2 separate regions of the Homo sapiens genome follow, and region 2 is linked to region 1. A link is a contact called in ENCODE Hi-C or POLR2A ChIA-PET data. All regions are on one chromosome and are shown on one strand. The core of a region is the stretch at or near the end of the contact, and the rest is flanking DNA. Distances in the headings are between cores, read along the strand shown.

Evidence for each region. Hi-C counts contacts between places; a loop is a spot of excess contacts on that map. ChIA-PET counts read pairs that join two places held with the same protein, here RNA polymerase II (POLR2A). Pooled maps may share reads with other maps.
Region 2: a loop to region 1 is called in a map of CD4-positive, alpha-beta T cell, with 10 times the contacts of the local background. The contact joins the promoter of SNTA1 here to the enhancer-like site in region 1. A Hi-C loop is called at or near these places in 3 of 168 maps with a recorded cell type or tissue (CD4-positive, alpha-beta T cell, CD4-positive, alpha-beta memory T cell and HepG2), 1 of 37 single-sample maps with no recorded cell type and 6 of 50 pooled maps. POLR2A ChIA-PET finds 5 or more read pairs at or near these places in 8 of 52 experiments (AG04450, Caco-2, HepG2 and 4 more).

What each region holds. Positions count from the first base shown.
Region 1 is chr20:33,367,905-33,372,939 of GRCh38, reverse strand. It overlaps CDK5RAP1 (CDK5RAP1 mitochondrial tRNA methylthiotransferase), which reads left to right. Exons shown (of 14, transcript NM_016408.4): 10 at 243-298; 11 at 2,311-2,441. Among named protein-coding and RNA genes, the nearest start is that of CDK5RAP1, 31 kb to the left of the region's middle. Within about 2 kb of position 2,484, at least 7 of the 41 ENCODE cell types and tissues checked have a DNase peak (open chromatin) inside an H3K27ac peak, as active enhancers do; they include CD4-positive, alpha-beta T cell, where a contact is called at or near this core.
Region 2 is chr20:33,442,440-33,447,433 of GRCh38, reverse strand. SNTA1 (syntrophin alpha 1) reads left to right here and starts at 3,671. Exons shown (of 8, transcript NM_003098.3): 1 at 3,671-4,123. The coding sequence starts at 3,814. RefSeq lists enhancers at 2,666-2,725, 2,697-3,197, 3,176-3,245 and silencers at 3,476-3,955, 4,066-4,125.

The sequences.
Region 1 (5,035 bases), core at 1,235-3,734:
CTCTGTCTCAAAAAAAAAAAAAAAAAGTTTATGTCCTTAAATAAAAATTCATAGGCTCTAGATTAGATTAGAAGATACAGCTTAGATCAAAAGGGCTCTTTTGGATACTTTAATTTACTCGTGTGCCCTGCCATGTGGATGAGAAGTGATTACATGTGGAAATTCATAGTGTTATCTTTTTATAGCATTCATTTAAAAAGGTTGGATTTATGTAGGCCTTTTCCTTTTGTTCTTTATTGCAGATATTCAAGAGAAGCTTATGTGGAGTTAGTTCACCATATTAGAGAATCTATTCCAGGTACATTTAAGAAACTCATTCTGCTGAGCATGTTACTCTACCAGTGACCAGCCTTGTGGTTAGATACAGTCAACACCTTTGGCATTTCCTTGTGACACAGTTTCATAACTTTTGTGCTCTTCTTCTTTCTCTTTCTCTCTCCTCGTATTCTTTCTTTTATGTCTTTCTGATTTTTTGTTGTCTTAGTCCTGCTGGAAGTACTTAGGTGTGGATCACCTTGTGGCCTCAAGGCTATAGAGATTCCTTTTCTATGGTCTTTGTATCTGGACATAGAGGAAAGACCTTATCTTATCTTGTAAGGTGACAAAGTTATGTCTAAATTAGTTCTGATTTGAGAACAATTGATATCTTTTTTTTTTTTTTTTAGAAATAAGAACTTACTATTCTTATTTATTCATCTTCATTTTCTATATTTTATACCACATTTGACTTTCTTTTTGAGGCCGATTTTACAGATACATTTTAAAATCACTTTTGAGTTAGAATACTTTAAGCATAATATGGAGAGAATAACACTTAGATTATGCCTTTGGGGAACTTCCAGGTTAGGTGGGAAAAGAAAGCAGTTACAGTGTTGTTTATTTTCAGATATGCTTCAGAGAAGTCTTGATGAAATGAGGAAATGTAGGTATAAAGATGATTGTACAGATCAGCAGTAAAATGTGTACTTTTTCTAACTAGCTTTATGGCAACTTATTACTGTAAATTTTAGAGATAATTCCTTTCGTATTATCTTATTCCATATTCCCCTTCACTGTCCCCTTCCTCCTAATAAAATACTCTGTAGTCATTTAGTTTAGATTTGGTTGAGGGTGTATACATTTTTCCTCAAATTTCTAATTATTACAACTTTTTTTTTGAGACAGAATCTTGCTCTATTGCCCAGGATAGAGTGCAGTGGCGCAATCTCGGCTCACTGCAGCTTCTGCCTGCCAGGTTCAAGCGATTCTTGTGCCTCAGCCTCCCAAGTAGCCAGGACTACAGGCCACCATGCCCAGCTAATTTTTGTATTTTTTGGTAGAGATAGGGTTTCACCATGTTGTCCAGGCTGGTCCCGAACTCCTGACCTCAAGTGATCTGCCCGCCTCAGCCTGCCAAAGTGGTGGGATTACAGGCATGAGCCACTGCACCTGGCCTAATTATTTTAACTTTTATGGACAAATACTTTCGTTTTGATAGGGCAGGGTAATGCAGAGGCTAGGTATGTGGCTATGGGTCAAGCTCCACTGTTACAGGCTGTGTGATAGCAGATAAGAGACTTCATTTCTGTGGGATGCAGCTTTCTCATCTGTAAAATGGAGTTAATAGTACTCACCTCACTGGGTCACTGGAATAATTTTTTTGGTGGGGGATAGGTTATCATTCTGTCGCCCAGGCTGGAATGCAGTGGCATGAACACAGTTCACTGCAGCCTTGACCTCCCTGGGCTCAGGTGATCCTCCCACCTCAGCCTCCTGAGTAGCTGGGACTACACTTGAATACCACCCTGCCTGGTCAATTTTTGTATTTTTTGTAGAGATGGGATTTTGCCTATTGGCCAGGCTGGTCTCGAACTCCTGACCTCAAGTGATCCGCCCACCTTGGCCTCTCAAAGTGCTGGGATTACAGGGGTGAGCTACCGCATGCAACGGCTGCTACTGTCTTAGATGACCATTGTATCAAACCAAATTCAGAAATATATTTTTGTATGAAGCACCACAAGGTTTTCACTGGTAAGAGGACTGATATGAAAATGTGGACTCCCTACTGTGTCCCTAAATGCAGCATTGGAAGTGGAAATACCTTTTCTAGTGCTTAGGGGAAATGTAGGCCAAGAAGCTGATCTCTGTCATGGAATGCTGTGGGTGAACAGGCCTATCCCGCCTTACTCTGTACTATTTTGTTTTACTTATGAATAGTCCTAGGGAGGACCTTACAGTTGCTATCCCTCCCTTGTAATCCACATATGCTGAAGGCCTCCCTTGAAGGTAAACAGCAGGCAGTCACCTGTCATCCTTTGCTGTGTATCACAGGTGTGAGCCTCAGCAGCGATTTCATTGCTGGCTTTTGTGGTGAGACGGAGGAAGATCACGTCCAGACAGTCTCTTTGCTCCGGGAAGTTCAGTACAACATGGGCTTCCTCTTTGCCTACAGCATGAGACAGGTGAGCCCTGGGGTTGGGGAGGACTGACATCATTCCTGACCAGTTTGGGGGTGGTGACTGTAGAGAACAGGGCAGAAAAGAGAGTGGCGGCAAGGCAGTCCTTGAGAAACCACAGGCTCTTACGATTCACTTCCGTTCATTTTTCTAGTACACTCTGTCTACTCTGAAACGGTTCAGCAATTTGATGATACATGATTACTGTGCCAGTATTCCTCATTAAAATATTTTAAAATTATGTTTAGATTGTTTGCAATTTGAATATGGAAGGAGAAAACCTTTTCTTTACGAGAAACCTAAAATTGTTTCTTAACATGCAGAACTCCTTTTTGGTCTGCAGATGTGATTTATTTTACCGGGGCCCCTGGTCATCTTCCCAGCCATCCTCAGTGATTCCTAACTTCTGTTTTCCTAGGCAAGTGAACTCACTTGGAGGCTTCCCAGGAAACAAAGCAGATTCCCAGGCAAAGCAGAAGGAGATTAGGAAAGAAGGAGAGATTAGTGCACTTTTCCTGAAGAGAAGGATAGTCCTGGTTGGCTGTCATTTTCTTGATTGTAGGCATGGATTTGCACGGTTCACTCCTCATTCCCTCAGTCACCTTTGTGGCAATGTGCTTGTGTTTGGGCAGGAGGTTGAAGGCCCCCTGTGGCCAGGGGGCTCAGAAAAGCTGGCTGACAAACGACTGAACCCATGACTTTATTGTCATTGTTACTGAGCTGCCATCAACCAAACTAATTTTTTTGTTTTTTTAAGAGGCAGTATCTTTCTATGCTGTCCAGGTTGGTCTCAAACTCCTGGCTCAGGCAGTCCTTTCACCACGCTCTCTCAAAGTGCTGAGATGACAGGCGTGAGTCATGACACCTCAACTAATTCATTTTAAAGCCACTGCGTAGTGTTCTGTGGGCAGCGTAACTGTGCCAATGTATGTATCATATTCATGTATCTTTTAGTGTTTTGGAGAGATGAAGCTTCAGAGGAGCTGTTAGTTTCTGTTTTGCTTCTTTTTTTTTTTGAGGCGGAGTCTCAGTCTCGCTCTGTTGCCCAGGCTGGAGTGCAGTTGCGCAATCTCGACTCACTGCAAGCTCTGCCTCCCGGGTTCATGCCATTCTCCTGCCTCAGCCTCCCGAGTAGCTGGGACTACAGGCACCCGCCACCATGCCCGGCTAATTTTTTGTATTTTTAGTAGAGACGGGGTTTCACCGCATTAGCCAGGATGGTCTCAATCTCCTGACCTCGTGATCTGCCCGCCTCGGCCTCCCAAAGTGCTGGGATTACAGGTGTGAGCCACTGTGCCTGGCCCCTTCTATTTTGCTTCTTTTCCATGGACATCACAAATATGCCAGAGAAATTCTTTTTTTTTTTGAGACAGAGTCTCGCTCTGTCACCAGGCTGGAGGGCAGTGGCATGATCTTGGCTCACAGCAACCTCCACCTTCCAGGTTCAAGCAATCCTCCTGCCTCAGCCTCCCGAGTAGCTGGGATTACTGGTGCGTGCCACCACACCTGGCTAATTTTTGTATTTTTTAGTAGAGACAGGGTTTTACCATGTTGGCCAGGATGGTCTTGATCTCTCGACCTTGTGATCCACCCACCTCAGCCTCCCAAGAGAAATTCTTTTTTTTTATTTTTTGAGACGGAGTCTCGCTCTTGTTGCCCAGGCTGAAGTGCAATGGCACGATCTCAGCTCACCACAACCTCCACCTTCCGGGTTCAAGTTTTTCTCCTGCCTCAGCCTCCCGAGTAGCTGGGATTATAGGCATGTGCCACCACGCCTGGCTAATTTTGTATTTTTAGTAGAGATGGGGTTTCTCCATGTTGGTCAGGTGGGTCTCAAACTCCTGACCTCAGGTGATCCACCACCTTGGCCTCCCAAAGTGCTGGGATTACAGGCATGAGCCACTGTGCCCGGCCTGAGAAATTCTTTTTAATACTAGGATTGGTAGAGGTGGGAGGACCACTTAAGCCCAGGAGTTTGAGACCAACCTGGGTAACATAGGGAGACCCTTCTCTACCAAAAAAAAAAAAAAAAAAAAAAAAAAAAATTAGCCGAGAGTGGTGGCACATGCCTGTGATCCCAGCTATTTGGGAGGCTGAAGTCGGAGGATCACTTGAGCCTGGGAGGTTGAAACTGTGGTGATCCAAGATTGTGCCACTGCACTCCGGTTTGGCAACAGAATGAGACCCTGTCTCAAAAAAGAAAAAAAAATCCTAGGGATGGGAAATGGGTTTTCAGCTTGTGGCAGAAGCATCTTATGGTCAGTGAATATGAATGTTCACTTTGGGACCTAATTCCTAAGGGTTAAGGTTATAGGAACTTAATCAAGAACCTAGTGGATGAGAGCAAGCACTCAAATTGTGCCTCTGCTGCTTAATAACTACGTGACATTGGGCAAATGTCTTGGTTTCCAACATTGGTACCAACCTCATAGGGTTGTTCTGGGGATTAAGTAAGATAATATGTTTAAAGCAGTTATAATTGTGTTTCATGCATAGTAAATGCACAACAGAGGTAAGTTATTGTTGTTAGTAGTAAGACAGAATGGAGTAAACTCTGCAATATTTTTAGGATTCTCCGTTTTCCTCCGTGGATACTTCTC
Region 2 (4,994 bases), core at 2,422-4,921, 73 kb before region 1:
GTAGCTGGGACTACAGGCGCCCGCCACCACGCCCTGCTAATTTCTTTTTGTATTTTTAGTAGAGATGGGGTTTCACTGTGTTAGCCAGAATGGTCTTGATCTCCTGACCTCGCGATCCGCCCGCCTCGGCCTCCCAAAGTGCTGGGATTACAGGCATGAGCCACCGTGCCCAGCCAAGTTTTTGTATTTTAGTAGAGACGGGGTTTCACCATGTTGGTCAGGATGGTCTCGATAGCTTGACCTCGTGATCTGCCCACCTCGGCCTCCCAAAGTGCTGGGATTACAGGCTTGAGCCACCGTGCCCAGCTAATTTTCGTATTTTTGTAGAGAATGGGGTTTTACCATGTTGGCCAGGCTGCTGTTGAACTCCTGACCTCAGGTGATCCAGCCGCCTAGGCCTCCTAAAGTGCTGGGATTACAGGTGTGAGCCACCGCGCCTGGCCAGAGCTTGCAGAGACTTTAGTAGGCTGGGCAGCTCCCCTCTCTCCCTTTTTTTCCCCTTCCCCCTCTCCTATTCCTTGGGAGTGAACTGGTTTTCTCTGGGAGCTCTGCCTGGGGCTTGGCAGGGAGCCGGGCCTATGTGTATCTATCTGGGAGGCCAATTTCTGAGCCACAGCAGAGAGGCATCGGCTGACCACAGTGTAGGGATAGAGCATTCCTGCAGCTACAGGGTTCTTGGGGGTAGCTACAGGTGATTGGCACTGCCTATCAAGTGTGATCACAAACACACACACCCATACTCACATACAGACGTATACATATGCATACACACGTCACTGTTTCCTTGGCTCTACATCTTCTTTCTGTGTTAGCCCCTTTGCACACATCACTCCTTTCCCTACTTCCTTCCTTCCTGTTATATCCACAGGAAACTGTCCCCCAGAGGAGAAGCCCTCTCTTAGGGCTCTTTCTCAGTAAGTTTGTCTGGGCCTCATTAAGTCTTTTTTAAGCAGGGCAGTACGTGGGGGGACTTTTAAGGATCTGGTTCCAGGCTTTGGTCTTGGGAAAGGAGCTTCAATTCCCTGCTGGTCTCTTGCCTCCTGCCAGGTCTGTCCTCCCCTCCCTTCTCTACCATTGGAGTGAAGCTTCCACAAGCCAAGTAGGCTGTAGTTATTTATCACAAGTGCTTACCCCAAATTCCTCAGGCTGTCCTACAATCTTTAAGCACAGTCATACTTTTAAGATATCAATGCTTATATACAATGCTATATTCCTTCCCTGCCTCCCTTCTCTCCTTCCTTCCTCTCACTTTCTTTTATTTATTTTTGAGACAGGGTCTTGCTCTGTCACCCAGGCTGGAGTGCAGTGGCATGATTGTGGCTCACAGCAGCAGCCTCAAACAGGCCTCCTGCTGCAGCTTCCTAAGTAGCTGGGAGTACAGGTGCACATTACCACGCTTGGCTAATTTCTTTATTTTGTAGAGATGGAGTCTCGTGAAGTTGCCCAAGTGGTCTCAAACTCCTAGCCTCAAGTGATCATTCCTCCTCGGCATCCCATATATATATGTATAAAAGACCCTGGGTTCTTTTTTTAAAACCTGTGTCTCTCCTGTTTTGACACCTACCACTCTAACTTAAAACAATTCCTTTTTTTTGTTGTTGGTTTTTTTTTTTTTTTTTTTTGAGACGGAGTCTCACCCTATCACCCAGGCTGGAGTGCAGTGGTGCAATCTCTGCTTGCTGCAATCTCCGCCTCCCGGGTTCAAGTGATTCTCCTGCCTCAGCCTCCTGAGTAGCTGGGATTATAGGTGTCTGCCACCACGCCCGGCTAATTTTTTTATATTTTTAGTAGAGATGGGGTTTCACCATGTTGGCCAGGCTGAGTCTCAAACTCCTGACCTCGTGATCTACCTGCCTCGGCCTCCTAAAGTGCTGGGATTACAGGCATGAGCCACCATACCTGGCCCCCTCTTTTTTTTCTTGATGGTATCTTATGTGGAGGATTTTACCCAAAAGTTCAGGGAGGCTAAACACTGGTGTAGTCCTACTTATTTATTGCTCAACATATCCCAGCTAGGAATGGAGGATAGAGACAAGGAGCAGGTATGAAGGCCAGTTGAGCTGTGTGATGTGGTGGATTTTTCAGATTACAATCATGCTTTACCTCTGTATTTGTCAGCTGTCTAGCAGAGTGGTTCAGTGCCCAGGCACTGGTGTCAAACAGGCCTGGGTTTGAATCGCAGCTCTTCCTCACTCATAAATGTGTGACCTAGGCCAATTAGACTAAATCCAAGTTTTCCCTTCTGTATAATAGGGGTGCTCTTTTTTCTTGCTCTGTCACCAAGGCTGGAGTGTGATGGTGCAATCACAGCTCACTGCAGCCTGGACCTCCAAGGCTCAAGCGATCCTGCCACCTCAGCTGTGATTACAGGTGTGAGCCACTGTGCCCAGCTGGGGGTGCTCTTAGCTACTCCAGGAGGCTAATGTAAAGATAACACTTGGAAAATATTCTGCCAGCCCTAGGTAAGAGTAAGCATTCACTAAATGAAAGTGATTATTTCTATAGAATAGGGAGTCACAGTTTACCACGTGTTTTCACATTGATTTAATCCTCACACCAGCCCAGTGAAGTAGGTATTATTATGATCCACATTTTACAGATGAGGAAATTGAGGCCTAGAGCAGTGACGTGAGGGGACCAAAGTCGACTTGGAGCTAACAGAGGCAGCAAAGATTAGAAACCATGTCTCCAGTCGCCCAGACCCAGAGCCCCACCTTGCAACCCTCTTCCCACACACCAGTTCTGTTTTTTTTCTGCCAGGCCTCAAAGTGTGGGACTTCAGGCTTTTCTATACTCGACTGTGAACACAGCCAGGGGTTAATCTCTTAAACTTCCCTCCAGTTTTGAAGTGGGGATCCTGCCCACACCTCCCCCAAGCCCTAAGCGGTGTCGGTAGCGGTCTCCTCCAGGGGGCGGGGCCTGTCATCTTTAGAAGCCACGCCAGCGATAAGCCACGCCCACAGACCAAAGCCTCGACCCCCACCCCCCATCCCCCGCCCTCCCCGATAGGAAACCAACTTCTTCCTCAGCTCCCCAACTAGCAACTGTGCCCGCAAGGTCTCTCGCGGCTCAGCATCTACCTTTTTTTTTTTTTTTTTTTTTTGACACAGGGTTTCGCTCTGTCACCCAGGCTGGAGTGCAGTGGCGCGATCGCGGCTTACTGCAGCCTCGAGCTTCTGGGCTGTCATCTAGGCCTCCCAAAGTGTTGGGATTACAGGCGTGAGCCTCCACGCCCAGACGGTGTCTACCTCTTAAACTCAAGCCTTGGAGTCCAACGCTCTACCATACGCAGCCCAGCCCTCCGCCATATGCAGCCCAGCCCGATGCCCAGTGCTTCGCACCAGGATACGTGGTTCTGTCTCTTTTTCATGCGCTCCCACGTCCGGGAGTTACAGTCCCGGCCCTCGATGGGCATTCCGAGCGCCGAGCCCCCTGCGCGGGCTCACTGGGTTCCGCCCCCGACGCGAAGCCCCGCCCCCTGACGCCCCGCCCAGCACCACGCCTCCCGGGCTTTCGCCTTACTTAGTGGCCCGCCCCGCCGCCCTTCTGACCCACCCCGCTAGGTAGTCCCACACGGCGGCCCTCGGCTCCCGGGCCCCGCCCCGGCCTCCTGCATTTGCCCGAGGCCCCCTCCCCAGCACTGGCCACACCCCAGGGTAGCCCCGCCCCCAGAGCTCCTCCCCCAGCGGCCGGGGTAGGGTGGCGGCTGGCCCAGCCGGGCCCCCGCTGCCCTCTGCCCTGGGCGCTTGGTCGGAGCGGGCTGGGCAAAGCGGGACAGGGCGAGCGCGGCGGCCCGGGGGCTCGGAGGCGAAGATGGCGTCCGGCAGGCGCGCCCCGCGCACCGGGCTGCTGGAGCTGCGCGCCGGGGCGGGCTCGGGGGCCGGCGGCGAGCGATGGCAGCGGGTGCTGCTGAGTCTGGCGGAGGACGTGCTGACCGTGAGCCCCGCCGACGGCGACCCTGGTCCCGAGCCCGGCGCTCCGCGGGAGCAGGAGCCCGCGCAGCTCAACGGCGCCGCGGAGCCGGGCGCCGGGCCCCCGCAGCTGCCAGAGGCGCTACTGCTCCAGCGGCGCCGCGTGACGGTGCGCAAGGCCGACGCCGGTGGGCTGGGCATCAGCATCAAAGGTGGGCGCGGGACACCGAGGGCGCGGGGTCGTGGTGTCTGGGGGCAGCCGAGGGCGCAGGGGGCTGGCAGCGCGCCCAGGACATGGAGCTGGAGGCTTCCTGTCTGGGGGTAAGGGGGGTCTGAGGAAACAGGTAACGGAGGGCACTGGGCACACCAAGGTTGGAGGGGGTTTCAGTAGTTGGTGGCCTTAGGGGGCACGGAAGACACAGGTGTGGATAAGATTGTGGGAGCACCAAGGACACGTGGGTGGGAGTTCTGTGTGGAGGCGGGGGGGTCTGAGGGGTAACCAGCATGAACATCAAGGACAAGAGGGGTCCCCCGGAAAGCAGAGTGTGGAGAAAGGGGGTTGAGGCCGGGACACCAGTGGGACAGGGAGGAGGGAGTCCCTGAGAAGCAACCAAGGTGGGTGCAGAGGGGAAGCCTGGAGTCTGGGAAGCACAGGGGTGGATAGGAGGCCTGGGTGCAGGCACAGGCTGGGGTCACAGGCAGAAGGCCAGCAAGGACCTAGGAATCTAAGGACCCAGGAAGGCTGCAGGGAGCCCTGACAGCTGGATTTGGGTCTCCTGATCTGACTATCTCCACCTTGCACAGGATAGAGCTTTCAGCCCCCAGGACTGACCGCTAGTGGGGTGCAGTTAGGGTGCAACCAGACTGTGTTTGAATCCAGGATCAGCTGTGTGAGGTTGCAAAAGTCCCGTCCCGCCTCTGAATCTGTTTCCTCAACTGTATAAGAGGATGACAGAGTTGTGATGTTTCTGAGAGCAGGGCTCACCACACCAGCACACTGTAGGTGCCTAGTTAATTACTGCTGTTAGCGGAGAGGAAAAATGGAGGCCAGCAGATACTCCCAAAGCAACTAAACATAGTTGT